Linked DNA regions of Homo sapiens: regions 2 and 3 are each linked to region 1. A link is a contact called in ENCODE Hi-C or POLR2A ChIA-PET data. All regions are on one chromosome and are shown on one strand. Each heading gives the region's core, a stretch centred on a gene start or an enhancer-like site at or near the end of the contact. The rest is flanking DNA. Distances are from core to core; before and after follow the strand shown. Region 1 holds the start of RPL18A (ribosomal protein L18a). Region 2 holds the start of KXD1 (KxDL motif containing 1). Region 3 holds the start of NR2F6 (nuclear receptor subfamily 2 group F member 6).

What was found. A loop is a pair of places that touch in the nucleus more often than their neighbours do. ChIA-PET counts read pairs that join two places held with the same protein, here RNA polymerase II (POLR2A). Pooled maps may share reads with other maps.
Region 2: a loop to region 1 is called in a pooled map, with 6 times the contacts of the local background. The contact joins the promoter of KXD1 here to the promoter of RPL18A in region 1. A Hi-C loop is called at or near these places in 1 of 50 pooled maps. POLR2A ChIA-PET finds 5 or more read pairs at or near these places in 2 of 52 experiments (T-cell and activated B cell).
Region 3: a pooled map shows a loop between it and region 1 (4-fold over the local background). The contact joins the promoter of NR2F6 here to the promoter of RPL18A in region 1. A Hi-C loop is called at or near these places in 1 of 168 maps with a recorded cell type or tissue (tibial artery) and 3 of 50 pooled maps. POLR2A ChIA-PET finds 5 or more read pairs at or near these places in 3 of 52 experiments (BJ, WTC11 and activated CD4-positive, alpha-beta T cell).

Annotation. Positions count from the first base shown.
Region 1 is chr19:17,857,880-17,862,285 of GRCh38, reverse strand. RPL18A (ribosomal protein L18a) reads right to left here and starts at 2,376. Exons shown (of 5, transcript NM_000980.4): 1 at 2,312-2,376; 2 at 814-993; 3 at 63-192. The coding sequence starts at 2,329. RefSeq lists enhancers at 1-621, 2,381-2,760, 2,093-2,828.
Region 2 is chr19:18,554,714-18,559,119 of GRCh38, reverse strand. KXD1 (KxDL motif containing 1) reads right to left here and starts at 1,250. Exons shown (of 5, transcript NM_024069.4): 1 at 1,206-1,250. RefSeq lists a silencer at 992-1,151 and enhancers at 642-1,431, 1,432-2,223.
Region 3 is chr19:17,243,873-17,248,278 of GRCh38, reverse strand. NR2F6 (nuclear receptor subfamily 2 group F member 6) reads left to right here and starts at 2,360. Exons shown (of 4, transcript NM_005234.4): 1 at 2,360-3,336. The coding sequence starts at 3,059. RefSeq lists enhancers at 1-477, 1,427-2,376 and silencers at 1,640-1,719, 2,120-2,369, 2,770-2,929, 2,940-3,009.

The sequences.
Region 1 (4,406 bases), core at 1,127-3,626:
CTGCCTCAGTGTGAGGGAGTCAAGGAGGGTCTAAAAAGCTGGAGGCGGGACAGGCAGCTTACAGCACTGGGTGACAGCGCCTGCGGTGGTCAGGTCCCGGTATTCCCGGTACATGTTGTGGGTGCCGCTCCGGGAGTCATAGCGCAGCCAGATCCCGAAGTTCTTCACCCGCAGGGGGGACTTCTCAAACACCTGCCAAGGAGAGGCCACAGGGAGATGTGAGAGCAGCAAGCCGATGTGCCCTAGCCCCATCCTCACTGAACCCTCTGCCTCTAAAGCACACCCCAGGCTCCAGGCCTACTCTATGGCCAGACTCTTGTGCCTCAGTTTCCCAGCCCCACCTACCTTCAGGCATCCTCAGGGAGCGTGAGGTAAGGGAACTTCCCATGGCAACAGCCTGAAGTCCAGGCTTCTGCCACGGACACCAACCCAGCCCCAGATGCAGTTCCTGAACTCAAGTCTCCTGGAACCTGTCTGGGCCAACCTAGCTACCACCCACTGACCAGATAGCCATCACCTCTCCTCACTTAACAGACAGGGCCCAGGGAAGACAGCACCAACCAAGGTGTCCCACCATGCCACCCACCCGCTCCCTGGGTCCCTGGCTTTCTAATCAGGGAAATGGCACATAAGCTCTGCTCCAGTCCCGTGACCCAGGCAGAAACACAACCCGGGGCTCTGATGTCTGATGTGATGGGATTACAGGCGTTGAGCTACCGCACCCGTTCGATGTCTGATTAATTCTTGAGATGCACGATGTCCCAAGAGGCGCAAATCCACTCCAGACCCCACGTAGCCCCGGCCTCTCCATACCTGCCCACAGTAGACAATCTCCCCTGAAGACTTCTTCATCTTCTTTAACTGAGATACAAAGTACCAGAAGCGGGACTTGGCGACGACATGATTAGGCGCAAAGATTCGCATGCGGTAGAGGGGCGGCGTGTGGCATTTGGGGGTGGGCAGGCAGCGACCCACTACCTTGTACTCTCGTAGCTGAAAGGAAACAGGAGTGAGGGTAAGGCCAGCACCCAGAGGCAACTGTGGAGATCCACCTCACTCCCTTTCCTACATCTAGTGACCACAGATTCGGGAAGCAGGAGGCAGGGCCACCCTAGGGCCTCCATGTGGATTCTTGGTGACTGTAGGTCACACTCCCGACCACAACTTTATACACAAAATGAACTGAGGAGAGGGAGGTCTCCAGGGAGGATTAATTGAGTTGCCTGCCTCTCCTTTGCCTGGGCTAAGGGTTTCAGACCAGGAAAGCTGTGGCTTAGACCCACAGCCTCCTTTCTTCATGCTGCAGTCCTGAATTGCTTTGCAGTCGCCGTCAAACAGCCACTCTGCACCTCAAAACATCCAGCCAACATCTTCTTTCACCCTGAGGCCCAGTGACCAGCATGGGATCTCACAGCCCATTCCAGGCAGAACTAGGACAAGACCTCAGGTCTCTCCCCAGCCCTGGGATCCCTGCACTGTTGCCACGCGAGCTGCGGCTGCCTCCGTTTTCCCAACTGCAATCCAAACGTTTGGCCCAGGGAAGACTCCCGGTTTACAGATGCAGAGGTGAGAATCTTTGGTCAAGTCCAGGCTCTGTGATATGGCACAAAGAAACCACCTCTGAAACTGACTCGCCAGCTTTTCACTAGTTATCAATGAAAAATAGTCACAAATTATCGCAGTTCCTACTTTTACTGTGAACCTGACCCACCGGCCTCGGCACACGTTCAGGAAGGGAACAATGGGGCCCGCCCCTTTGACAGCAAGGAAACCGAAGCTGGAGATCTGGACATAATACACCCACTCCATGGGAGTCCAGGTTCTCCTATCTCTGCGCCATAGAGCCGTTTGATTCTATCCAGTATGTACCACAGCGTTAAGCCTCACGCTCCCCGTTTCGGCTCACTGTTAGCAATTTTCATCTGCTTCTCACAGCCATTCCGGCAGAAAGAAAACACACTATTGCTCTACCGCCACGTCCACGTTGCAGAAAGGAAAACAGAAACTTGGCGGCTCGACGAGGTGCCGGGGCTAGGGCCTCTATGCTGCGCGACTTATTCCTTCCCCCGGGAAGAAGACCCGGAGTCCTTGGGCCCCCGCGATCCCTGAGCTGGCCCAGGTCACGCATCGCTCTCTCCACGCGGCTCCCACGATGGCCGCCATGTTGGGTGCAACAAGAGAAGGCGGCGCGCGGCCAAGGGGGGCCCAAACAGAAGCGCGCGGCACCAACCCGGCCCACGCCACTTATGCAGGCCCCTGATGGGGCCCGTGCCCCATCCCTTGGCCCCCTGCCGCGCCGCGCCCGCCTTACCGTGCCCGAGGCCTTCATGGCGTGCTCTCCGCGTTCGCCGCCACCCGCAAAAGGAAGTGTCCTCTGTCGCGCAGCCGTTCACCAGGCCTTCACTACCGGAAGACCCGCCCTCTCAATGCCGCACGTCCATTGGCTTCTCTGCCCCGCACTCAAAGCGACCCGCGTCTTCATTGGCTATGGATCCACCTGCTACTCAAAGTTCCGCCTCTCTTCAGCGAGACTTCGTTTCCCAGAAGGCAACGAGGCAAGCTCCACCTGTTCCACCACGACCGCAACGGAGCGTCTGCGCGCGCGGCACGTCGGGAGTTGTAGGCACTCCGCCAGTCCCGGCTGCAACTAGGGGCGGCGGCGCGCGCCGCCTGCAGGATGCCTAAGCATTGAACCTAAGCTACCTCGGGTGGCTGCGGTGTTTACCGTGAGATCCCGATGCTTCACACTCGGGGCCTCATCCTCCGGGGAGGTGTGTTACGGAGGTCTCCACCAGATACCTGAGGGTATCTGTAAAATGGGAATACAAATAATATATTTTTCTCCTAGCGATGTTGCAGCACGAATATTGAATAAGCTCTGGAATGCTGTTTTTGTTAATTTGGGGTCCGATTTGTGTTTCGTAGTAGCTGGGATTCAAACTCTGTCTGTCTGCCTCCAGTTCATAAGAACCTGAGGGAGCAGGGGTTGGGGGAGAGCGCGCGGAGAGCCGGAGAATGGATCAAGATCCAGCCGCCCACTTTGAGGGGCTTGGACTTAGCAGTTTGCTTGGGCAGAAAGAAGCCCTCCTGGGGATGAGGACGGGGACCAGATATGAAAAAAGAAACACCCGCAAACAACTCCCTGATGACAAGGCTATGAAGTAAAATTAAGAGGAAAGAGGCAGGAGGCTGAGGCATGAGAATCGTTTGAACCCAGGAGCCAGAGGTTGCAGTGACCCGAGATTGCGCCACTGTACTCCAGCCTGGGCGACAGAGTGAGACTCTGTCTCAAAAAAAAAAAAAAAAAAAAAAGACCAGGCGCGGTGGCTCACGCCTGTCATCCCAGCACTTTGGGAGGCCGAGGCGGGTGGATCACTTGAGGTCAGGAGTTCGAGACCAGCCTGGCCAACATGGCGAAACCCCGTCTCTACTAAAAATACAAAAATTAGCCGGGCGTGGTGGCGGGCGCCTGTAATCCCAGCTACTCGGGAGGCTAAGGCAGAAGAATCGCTTGAACCTGGGAGATGGAGGTTGTAGTAAGCCGAGATCTGGCCATTGCACTCCAGCCTGGGAGACAGGGCGAGACTCCGACTCAGAAAAAAAAGAAAGAAAGAAAGAAAGAAAATAAAGGACAGCAAGCATGCAATTTTTTATTTTCATTTTCTTATTTTGCATTTCTGGTTCTCTTAATCTGGTTTTGTGGATTCAAGTCACTACTGGGTGTGATTTTCTTTTCTTTTCTTTTTCTTTTATTTTTTGAGACTGAGTCTTACTCTTTTCCCCAGGCCAGAGTGCAGTGGCGCTATCTCGGCTCACTGCAACCTCTGCCTCCTGGGTTCAAGCAATTCTCCCGCCTCAGCCTCCAGAGTAGCTGGGATTACAGGCGCCCGCCACGATGCCCAGGTAATTTTTGTATTTTTAGTAGACACAGGGTTTTACCATGTTGGTTAGGCTGGTCTCGAACTCCTGACCTCAGGTAATCCGCCTGCCTCCACCTCCCAAAGTGTTGGGATTACAGGCGTAAGCCACCGCGCCCGGCCCAATGATTTTCTTATTCCAGTACAACTTGGCTCCCTTCACCTCCTTTGTGCCGTTAATGTCAAATATGTTACCTTTCTCTATATTGTAGACCCAACAATACAATTAATATATAGTTTGTTGTTGTTGTTGTTGTTGTTTTGAGATGGAGTTTAGCTCTGTCGCCCAGGCTGGAGTGCAGCAGCGTGATCTCAGCTCACTGCAACCTCTGCCTCCCAGGTTCAAGCGATTCTCCTGCCTCAGCCTCCCGAGTAACTGGGACTACAGGCGTGCACCACCACGCCTGGCTAATTTTTTGTATTTTTAGTAGAGATAGGGTTTTACTGGGTTGGCCAGGCTGGTCTCAGATTCCTGACCTCAGGTGACCC
Region 2 (4,406 bases), core at 1-2,500, 700 kb before region 1:
GCTACTCAGGAGGCTGAGGCAGGAGAATCGCTTGAACCCGGGAGGCAGAGGTTGCAATGAGCCAAAATCAAGCCACTGCATTCTAGTGTGGGCTACAGAGGGAGACTTCATCTCAACTGAAAAAAAAAAAAAAAAAAAAAAAAAGACACCTGGAGAGGGAGGCCCATAGCTAGTACCAGTGAGACACAGTACTGGGACCTTCTGGGATACACTCCTCCTTCAAAACAGGACTCTTTTCTGTCTCTGGCTCCCAGATGTGAGGGCTGAGGGGTTCCTGGCACCTCCCTCCCGTCCCCCCGCAACTTCCTCTCCCAAGAAGCCTTCCCTGATTACTGCTAGTCTGGCCCACATACACAGTGAAATTGACCCAGCAAGAGCTCTGATCCCAACTCCAAATGTAGATTTATTGAAGAAACGCAGAGAGGTAGGCTGTTTGACCATGGGAGAGCCACTTCACCCTTCTGAATCAGTTTTTTCAACCATAAAATGAAAATAAGGTAGAATGAAGATCTCACAGTGCTGTCTGTGGCAACTGAAACCAAAGGTGATAACGACTGGAGCTCAGGACAGGCTGTTTCTCCAAGAGGAGTGTGAAGAAGTCCCGGGAATCAACATTTTGAGAGCATCCCAGGGGCCTCTAAGAATATATTACGGGCAAACACTTGTAGAGCACTTCATTTCATCCTCAATCACCGTTACGAGGCAGACACAATCATCTCCGAGTGAAACTGAGGCTCACAGGGGCGGGCTCCGTTGCCGAAACTCACAGGGAGAGGCAGAGAAGCACCACGGTTCTATATCCAGGTTATTTAACAGAATTTAACTCAGCCATCCAAGCTCTGAAAAACCCCAAGTGGGGAGGGGCTCAAATATCCCCTCACGCCCCGTCCCCTACAATACAGGGAAACTGAGGCACAAACCGGGCAACGCCCAGCTCCAGGTTACACGACACACCCAGAACACAGGAGGCCCCAATTCCTATGCCCCTGATCCGGATCCAGATCCAGCCCGTAGCGCCGCCTGCGTATCCATTGAGCAGACGGGGAAACTGAGGCCTGTGCGCAGCAGGAATGACCAGATGTGGCCAGTGGCGCACCCCACCCCACCGCAGCCCGGGGGCCGCGCCCGACCCGGACCGGTTCCCCGCGGCCCTGGAGTCCCCAGCCCCACCCCAAACTCGGCCCCGGCGTCGGTAGCGGCGGCACCTGCACATCTGGCGGCCTTGCTCGCGCTTCCGGGATGGCGCCCGCGCCGGCGAAACGTCACCACGCACCGATCCTGCGAGCGCGCGTGGCGGGGACGTACCCTGGAGCCGCTTGCGTGCGTTAAGTCACGACAGGAAAGGGCGGGGCTTAGACGGAGCTTCAGCTCGTGGGTGCATCACAATGAATAGCCAATCAAACAATTCATCTCGCGCCTGCGTATTTCCAGAAGCCCAGGCTTGAAAGCGGCCCGGAAGAAGGAAGGCTGAGAGAAGTGTCCCATTTTGTAGATAGTGTGACTGAGGTCCCAGAGTGGTAACCCTCCCCAAGGTCGTAAATGCTACAGTGGTCAGAGGCCAAACCACACTCAGGTGTCCTGCTTTCCAAGCAGGGAATTAGACTCATCTGTGTTCAGACATCCCTGCTCCACTTTTGCTGATTTTTTTGGTCCAAGTTTCCTTTTTTTTTTTTTTTTTTTTTTTTTGAGACAGAGTTTCGCTCTTGTTGCCCAGGCTGGAGTACAATGGCGTGATCTCGGCTCACCGCAACCTCCGCTTCCCAGGTTCAAGCGATTCATCTGCCTCAGCCTTCCGGAGTAGCTGGAATTACAGGCATGTGCCACCATGCCCGGCAAGTTTTGTGTTTTTAGTAGAGACAGGGTTTCTCCATGTTGGTCAGGCGGGTCCCGATCTCCCGACCTCAGGTGATCTGCCCGCCTCGGCCTCCCAAAGTGCTGGGATTACAGGCATGAGCCACCGCGCCCAGCCCTGGTTTCCATTTACACTTCCACGTTGTTTTGGAGTAATGCGCTGGGGAATTTTTTCAAAAGGGTTTACAGGCTGGGCGCGGTGGCTCACATCCTGTCATTGTAATCCGAGCACTTTGGGAGGCCGAGGCGGGCGGATCACGAGATCAGGAGTTCGAGACCAGCCTGACCAACATGGTGAAACCTTGTCTCTACTAAAAATAAAAAAAATTAGTCGGGAGTGGTGGCGGGAGCCTGTAATCCCAGCTACTCAGGAGGCTGAGGCAGGAGAATCGCTTGAACCCAGGAGGCAGAGGCTGCAGTAAGCCAAGATCGCACCACTGCACTCCAGCTTGGGCGATAGAGCAAGACCACGTCTCAAAAAAAAAAAAGAAGGTCAAGCTAAAAAATGAAGAAAATGTATTTTAAGTTCATGTTAGTTTGTGTATACGAGTACCAAGTTTTTGTAATAAAATGCCTCACAGCTACAATTGGAAAAAAAAAAAAAAACGGGCCTGTGGCCCGAGCCTGTGGTCCCAGTTTCTCAAGAGGCTGAGGTAGGAGTATCGTTTGAGGCCAGGAGGCAGAAGTTGCAGTGAACGAAGACCCCACTCCAGCCTGGGCAACAGAGTGAGACCCAGTCTCAAAAAACAAACAGGCCCGGCGCAGTGGCTCACGCCTGTAACCCCAGCACTTTGGGATGCCAGGCGTGTGGATCACCTGAGGTCGGGAGTTTGAGACCAGACTGGCCAACATGGTGAAACCCCGTCTCTACTAAAAATCCAAAAAAAAAAAAAAAAAATTAGCCTGGCGTGGTGGCAGGTGCTATAATCATAGCTACTCAGGAGGATGAGGCATGAGAATCTCTTGAACCTGGGAGGCGGAGATTGCAGTGAGCCGAGATTGTGCCACTGCACTCCAGCCTGGGTGACAGAATGAGACTTTGTCTCAAAAAGCAACAACAACAACAACAACAAAAATCGCTATAAACTGATGTGGATTAATAAATCCACATCATTATAATTATAATTATTTCCTTTCCTGCCCCTTTAAATTAGCTCCTGGCTGGGTGCAGTGGCTCACGCCTGTAATCCCAGCACTTTGGGAGGCCGAGGCGGGCGGATCATGAGGTCAGGAGATTGAGACCATCCTGGCTAACATGGTGAAACCCTATCTCTACTAAAAATACAAAAAATTAGCCAGGCGTGGTGGCAGGTGCCTGTGGTCCTAGCTACTCGGGAGGCTGAGGCAGGAGAATGGTGCAAACCCGGGAGGCGAAGCTTGCAGTGAGCAGAGATCGAGCCACTGCACTCCAGCCTGGGCGACAGAGCAAGACTCCGTCTCAATAAATAAATAAATAAATAATAAATAAGCTCCTGTGTCCTTTTAATATGTCGCCACCATTCTCTGAGCATTATTTATCTTGGGCTCCACAACATGATCCAATGCTGTGTAAAATCCCTGGAATCAGCCATTTCTCCAAGGAACCTGGTTCCTTTGCTTCAAGAGTAGGATTTAGAAACCAAGATCAGTCGGGGCTCAGTGATTCACGCCTGTAATCCCAGCACTGTGGGAAGCTGAGGTGGGCAGATCAGGAAGTCAGGAGTTCGAGACCACCTGGGCCAACATGATGAAACCCCCCCATCTCTATTAAAAACACAAAAAAATTAGCCAGGCATGGTGGTGGGCACCTGTAATCCCAGTTACTCGAGACACTGGAGAATCACTTGGAACTGGGAGGCAGAGGTTGCAGTGAGCTGAGATCACCCACTGCACTCCAGCCTGGGCAACAAGAGCGAAACTCTGTCTCAAAACAAAAAAGAAAGAGGCCGGGTGTAGTGGCTCACTCCTGTAATCCCAGCACTTTGGGAGGCTGAGGTGGGCAGATCACCTGAGGTCGGGAGTTCGAGACCAGCCTGACCAACATGGAGTAACCCTGTCTTTACTAAAAATACAAAATTAGCCAGGCATGGTGGCACATCCCTGTAATCCTAGCTACTTGGGAGGCTGAGGCAGGAGAATCGTTTGAACCTGGGAGACAGAGGTTGCAGTGATCCGAGATCACACCACTGCACTCCAGCCTGGGCAACAAGAGCGAAACTCCATCTCAAAAAAAAAAAAAAAAAAGAAAGAAGGAAAGAAAGGAAGGGAGGGAGGGAGGGAAAGAAGGGAAAGAAAGAAAGAAATTAGCCGGGTGCTGTGGCTCATGCCTGTAATCCCGGCATTCTGGGAGGCCGAGGCGGGCAGATTACCTGAGGTAAGGAGTTTGAGACCAGCCTGGCCAGCATGGTGAAACCCCGTCCCTACTAAAACACACACACACACACACACACACACCACACACACACAATTAGCTGGGCATTGTGGTGCACACCTGTAGTCCTAGCTACTCGGGAGCCTGAGGCAGGAGAATTGCTTGAACCCAGGAGACAGAGGTTGCAGTGAGCCAAGAACACGCC
Region 3 (4,406 bases), core at 1,111-3,610, 610 kb after region 1:
GTCTAAGACCTGAGTTCCTGGTCCCACCAGGTTGCCTGTGGAGGGGCAAAGGGAGCCAAGGTCACATGTGGGAGGACGGAGACAGGTTCCCAGGCTGCCCCAGCAGGATCTGGCCATTCCCACGGGTGCCCCCTCAGCAGATGGGCCTAGGCCCCTTTGTCCCTGGTTTGCGGCCGCCGCAAGGTCAAATGTTACTGCAGGGCCGCGGGCAGGGGTCAGGGAGGCGGGGTAGAGCCTTGATCCACCCCCAGGCGGGCCCCAGGGGGCACAGGGGTGGCCAGGCTACTGGAAGGGGGTGGGGCAGCCTTTGGGACTGGAACTACTGGAGTTTCTGGGATCTGCGATGGTCTTTCTTCCCCCATCTCCCACCCAGCTCTCAGCTGCCTCGCAAGACTTGTCTCCCCCAAACCTAGTTCTTTGCTCCCTCCCCTTCACAATCCCCTCAAGATTCCTTGAGTCTTCTCTCCCTCTTCTTTTTTTTTTTTTTTTTGAGACAGGGTCTTGCTCACGCTGGAGTGGAGTGACGTGACGTGATTATAACCCACTGCAGCCTTGAACACCTGGGCTCAAGACGGGTCTCACTTTATTGCCCCGGCTGGTCTTGAACTCCTGGTCTCAAGAGATCCTCCTGACTTGGCCTCCCAAAGTGTTGGGATTACAGGCGTGAGCCACAGCGCCTGTCTCTCATCTAAATCTCTTTTCAATCCCTTCTGAGACCTCCACCCCAATGCTCCCCACCAAAGATCCTAGCAGGTCCAGGCAAGGGGCCTAGGATCCCTGCCCTCATCCCAAATTACCAGTCACATTCCCATGCAGCCTCAGAACCAAAGGGTCGTCTCTGCCCACCCACGCCTTCCTCTCTCCCAGCAGGGATTACATCAGGCTGTGGGCAGAACCCGACTCTAGACCTCGGGAAGTCCTTGCTCATGTCTAATCCTAGTCCTTCCTGCTTTTCGTGTTTACTAACGCCTCCTCCTCCACCTCCCAGGCAGCCAGAACGTCCCTGGAGCAGGTTGAGAGGCCCAGGGCTGGGTGTGCCTGGCTCTCCCAGAACCTCAGTTTCTTTTTAAGTGTTGTAAGATCTCTAAGAATCTTTCCCCCTACTCCAGGGAGGGCAATTCTTCAAGTCTCATCAGGGCTCTGGGAGGCAGAGGAGGGGGTGCGCAGAAGGCACTGTCCTGGCCAGAGCTCTCAGAGGCCCAGCTGCATGCTCTGGTGTCCAGCTCTGGGCTCAGGGCGGGGTGGGACCACAGTCTGGGTGGCTGGGGCTGCAAGACTCCGAGGTGAAAGGTCACTCCTGGAAGGGCTTGTCCAGCCGGTTAAAGGTTAACCTGCCCAGAGCCAGAGGCTCGCCAGCCCGGGCCTCGCATACAAAGGGTGCTTAATAAATGCTGGTCGGGCGGGCCCCAGCCCCGGTACTGGGGGATGGGGTGAGTTGGAGGTGGCGGCAGCTGCGAGGCTCCAGGGCGCCTGGAAGAGACATCTGCAGTCCAGCCGGCCGCCAGGCCAAGCCCTTTCTGCAAAGCACAGAAAGAAAAGGAAATTAAAAGGGAAAAAGGGGCAGGCCCCCAGACAGGGCATGCCTGTCGCCTCCAGCCGCGCGGGGCGGGTGGGCGCCCTGCCCCCGGAGGCCAGAAATTCTGCAGAGGGGCCCCCTGACCTCGCGGCCCCGGCCAGCCGGTCTCAGACCACAACATCCCTTCCCCCTGGAGATTCCGGGCACCAGGTGTTAACCCGAGCAGAGAAAGGGTGGGGTGGGGGTCAGACGCGGCGACTTTCTGGAAGAGGAAGCAAACACAATCTAGGGTGTGTGTGTGTGTGTGTGTGTGTGTGTGTGTGTGTGTGTCTGTCTGTCTCGCGCGCGCGTGTGTCTTGCGCAGGGGCGTACCCCCCCCCCGGGTGCCACTGGCCCCCCATCATTGCTTTGCCAGGAACTGTGGGGTGGGGAGAGGTTCCGAGGGGCGCCTCGAGGGTGATCGAGCGACCCAACGTCCAAGGCCAGAGGTGGAGGGGAGGGCCTTGGAGAGACATCTTGGCGAGGCTCAAGGAAGGGCAGAGGGCAGGCGCGGCTGAGGCTCCCGCCGCGGCCCGGCAGGGGTTAAGGCCCGAGCTGGGCGAGGGCGAGGGCGGGGGTGCGGGGGGAGGGGCAGAGGGAGGCGGGGGAGGGTCAGGCCCCGCGGCCCAGCGCTCGGCCCCCGTCCCTCCCGCCGGCCCGTTCGCCCGGCGCCGCGCGCGGCCACCCATGCCCTTATAAGGGCGGCCGTCGCCGGGGCAACGAGCGCCCGCCCCCAGCCCGCGGCGCGCGCCCCTGCCCCCGCCCCCGCCCCCCGCCCGCCCCGCGAATGGAACGCTGTGTGTCAAACCGGCCGCAGCGCGAGGCCGGCGCGCGGGGTCGGTGGCGGTGGCGGCGGCGAGAGCGAGGCTTGGGCCCAGGCGCAGGCCCAGGCCAGGCAGGAGCGGCCGCAGCGGGGGCGGCAGCTCCAGAGGCGCCGGCCCAGCGGCCCTGCAGGCCCGGAGCGGCAGCCGCGGGCGCCGGGGGACCCAGGGGGCGCGGCGATCAGCCCCGGCGCGCACCCGCCGCCCCTCCCCCCCCGCCACGGGCGGCCGCGCAACTTGCGGCCAAACTTTCCCCCCGGCCTCCCGCGCTCGGATGGCGGCCCGCTGAGTTGGCCGCAGCCCCCGGGCGAGCGGCGGCCAGGCCAGAGGACGCCCCCTGCGCGGCTCGGGCCGGGCCATGGCCCGCGCGCCCCCGCCGGGGCCCCAGGGCGGCGGGACGCGAGTCCTCTGGGCCCCCGGCCCGCGCCTCTAGCGTGCCCCTCCCGGCCCCGGGCCCGGCCCCGCGCACGCGTGGGAAAGTTGGCCTGGAACCGGCCCGACCAGTTCCGCCCGGGCGCGAGGACCGGCCGCAGGAAGTTGCTGCAAAACTTTTTTGGGGGGTGCAGCCCGTGCCCCCCGCGCGCCGGGGCCGAATGCGCGCCGCGTAGGGTCCCCCGGGCCGAGAGGGGTGCCCGGAGGGAAGAGCGCGGTGGGGGCGCCCCGGCCCCGCTGCCCTGGGGCTATGGCCATGGTGACCGGCGGCTGGGGCGGCCCCGGCGGCGACACGAACGGCGTGGACAAGGCGGGCGGCTACCCGCGCGCGGCCGAGGACGACTCGGCCTCGCCCCCCGGTGCCGCCAGCGACGCCGAGCCGGGCGACGAGGAGCGGCCGGGGCTGCAGGTGGACTGCGTGGTGTGCGGGGACAAGTCGAGCGGCAAGCATTACGGTGTCTTCACCTGCGAGGGCTGCAAGAGCTTTTTCAAGCGAAGCATCCGCCGCAACCTCAGCTACACCTGCCGGTGAGCCCCCCATCCGCGCGCCGCCGCCGTGCACCCCGCCCCGACCTGGGGCAGGCCTCTGACCTGCTCGGTCACCTTGGGCCTGGCGCTGACCTTCCCTGGGCCTCCACTGCCCCCTCTGAGATAGGGGCACAGCACCCTCCTCCCGCATTCCATGGCTGGGATTGTGTATACAGTCGGCGCTACATCGTTGCAGGTTCCCCCCCCATCAGGTGGTCCCTGGAGGCTTTTGCCCCAGTTACTTGCTTCTCCTTCCCTCCGCTTTTTCTCTGGGGAGGGGTCATCTCCGCGCTGGGGTGGGGGTAGGGGTGCTGTCAGGGGTGGTAACCCAACCCCAGGGCACCCGTTCTCGGGGATCCCGGCGCGCGGGATGCCCTCGAGGGAATCGAACGTGGAACTTGGACCGTGGAGCTCGCAGCGTCCAGGGGCCATTGTCTGCGGCCGCGCGGATCGATACGGCGCGCCCTTGGGGTCAAATATCACTTCCAAAGTCGCTGTGGCTACGGAGGCGGCAGACGGAGGGAGGCTGGGGTGGCACGGGGCGGCCTTCTTCGCATGAGGGGCCCAGCGGTGGGGGTGGGGGTGGGAGCTGGGCTTGCCCATCTCAGGGAACCCCTCTGGGCTCACTCTGGGCCTTGGGTCACCGGAAATCGCCACTGGAAGGCCGGCAGGGCCACCGGAATTGACTGAAACGTCCCTCTCCCCCAGGGGTGGGTGCAGACCTGGGGCTCCTGGAAAAATCCCTCAAACTTTGGGTGTCTCTGAGACGGGCAGGGAGTGAAACGTTTCCGAGCAGGAGCCTTGGGCTGTCCCAGGTCGGAGACCTCTCTGGCAGGGCGTGGCCTTGCTAGCTGTTCTGGCGGAAGGTCCCCAGGGAAAGCGATCGGGGTTGTCCAGCCCGGGAGTTCTTTTCTCACCGTTCCCGGGCGAGCATCCGATCTGTCCGTTTATAAGCCCCTACTCTGCACCCCAGGAACATGCAGGGTCTCTGTGGAGCCCGTCTAGACGGTCTCAGTTCCCAGCTGCCCAAAACAGAGGCCCAAAGGCCCAGAGAGAGGTCCTGGTGCCTG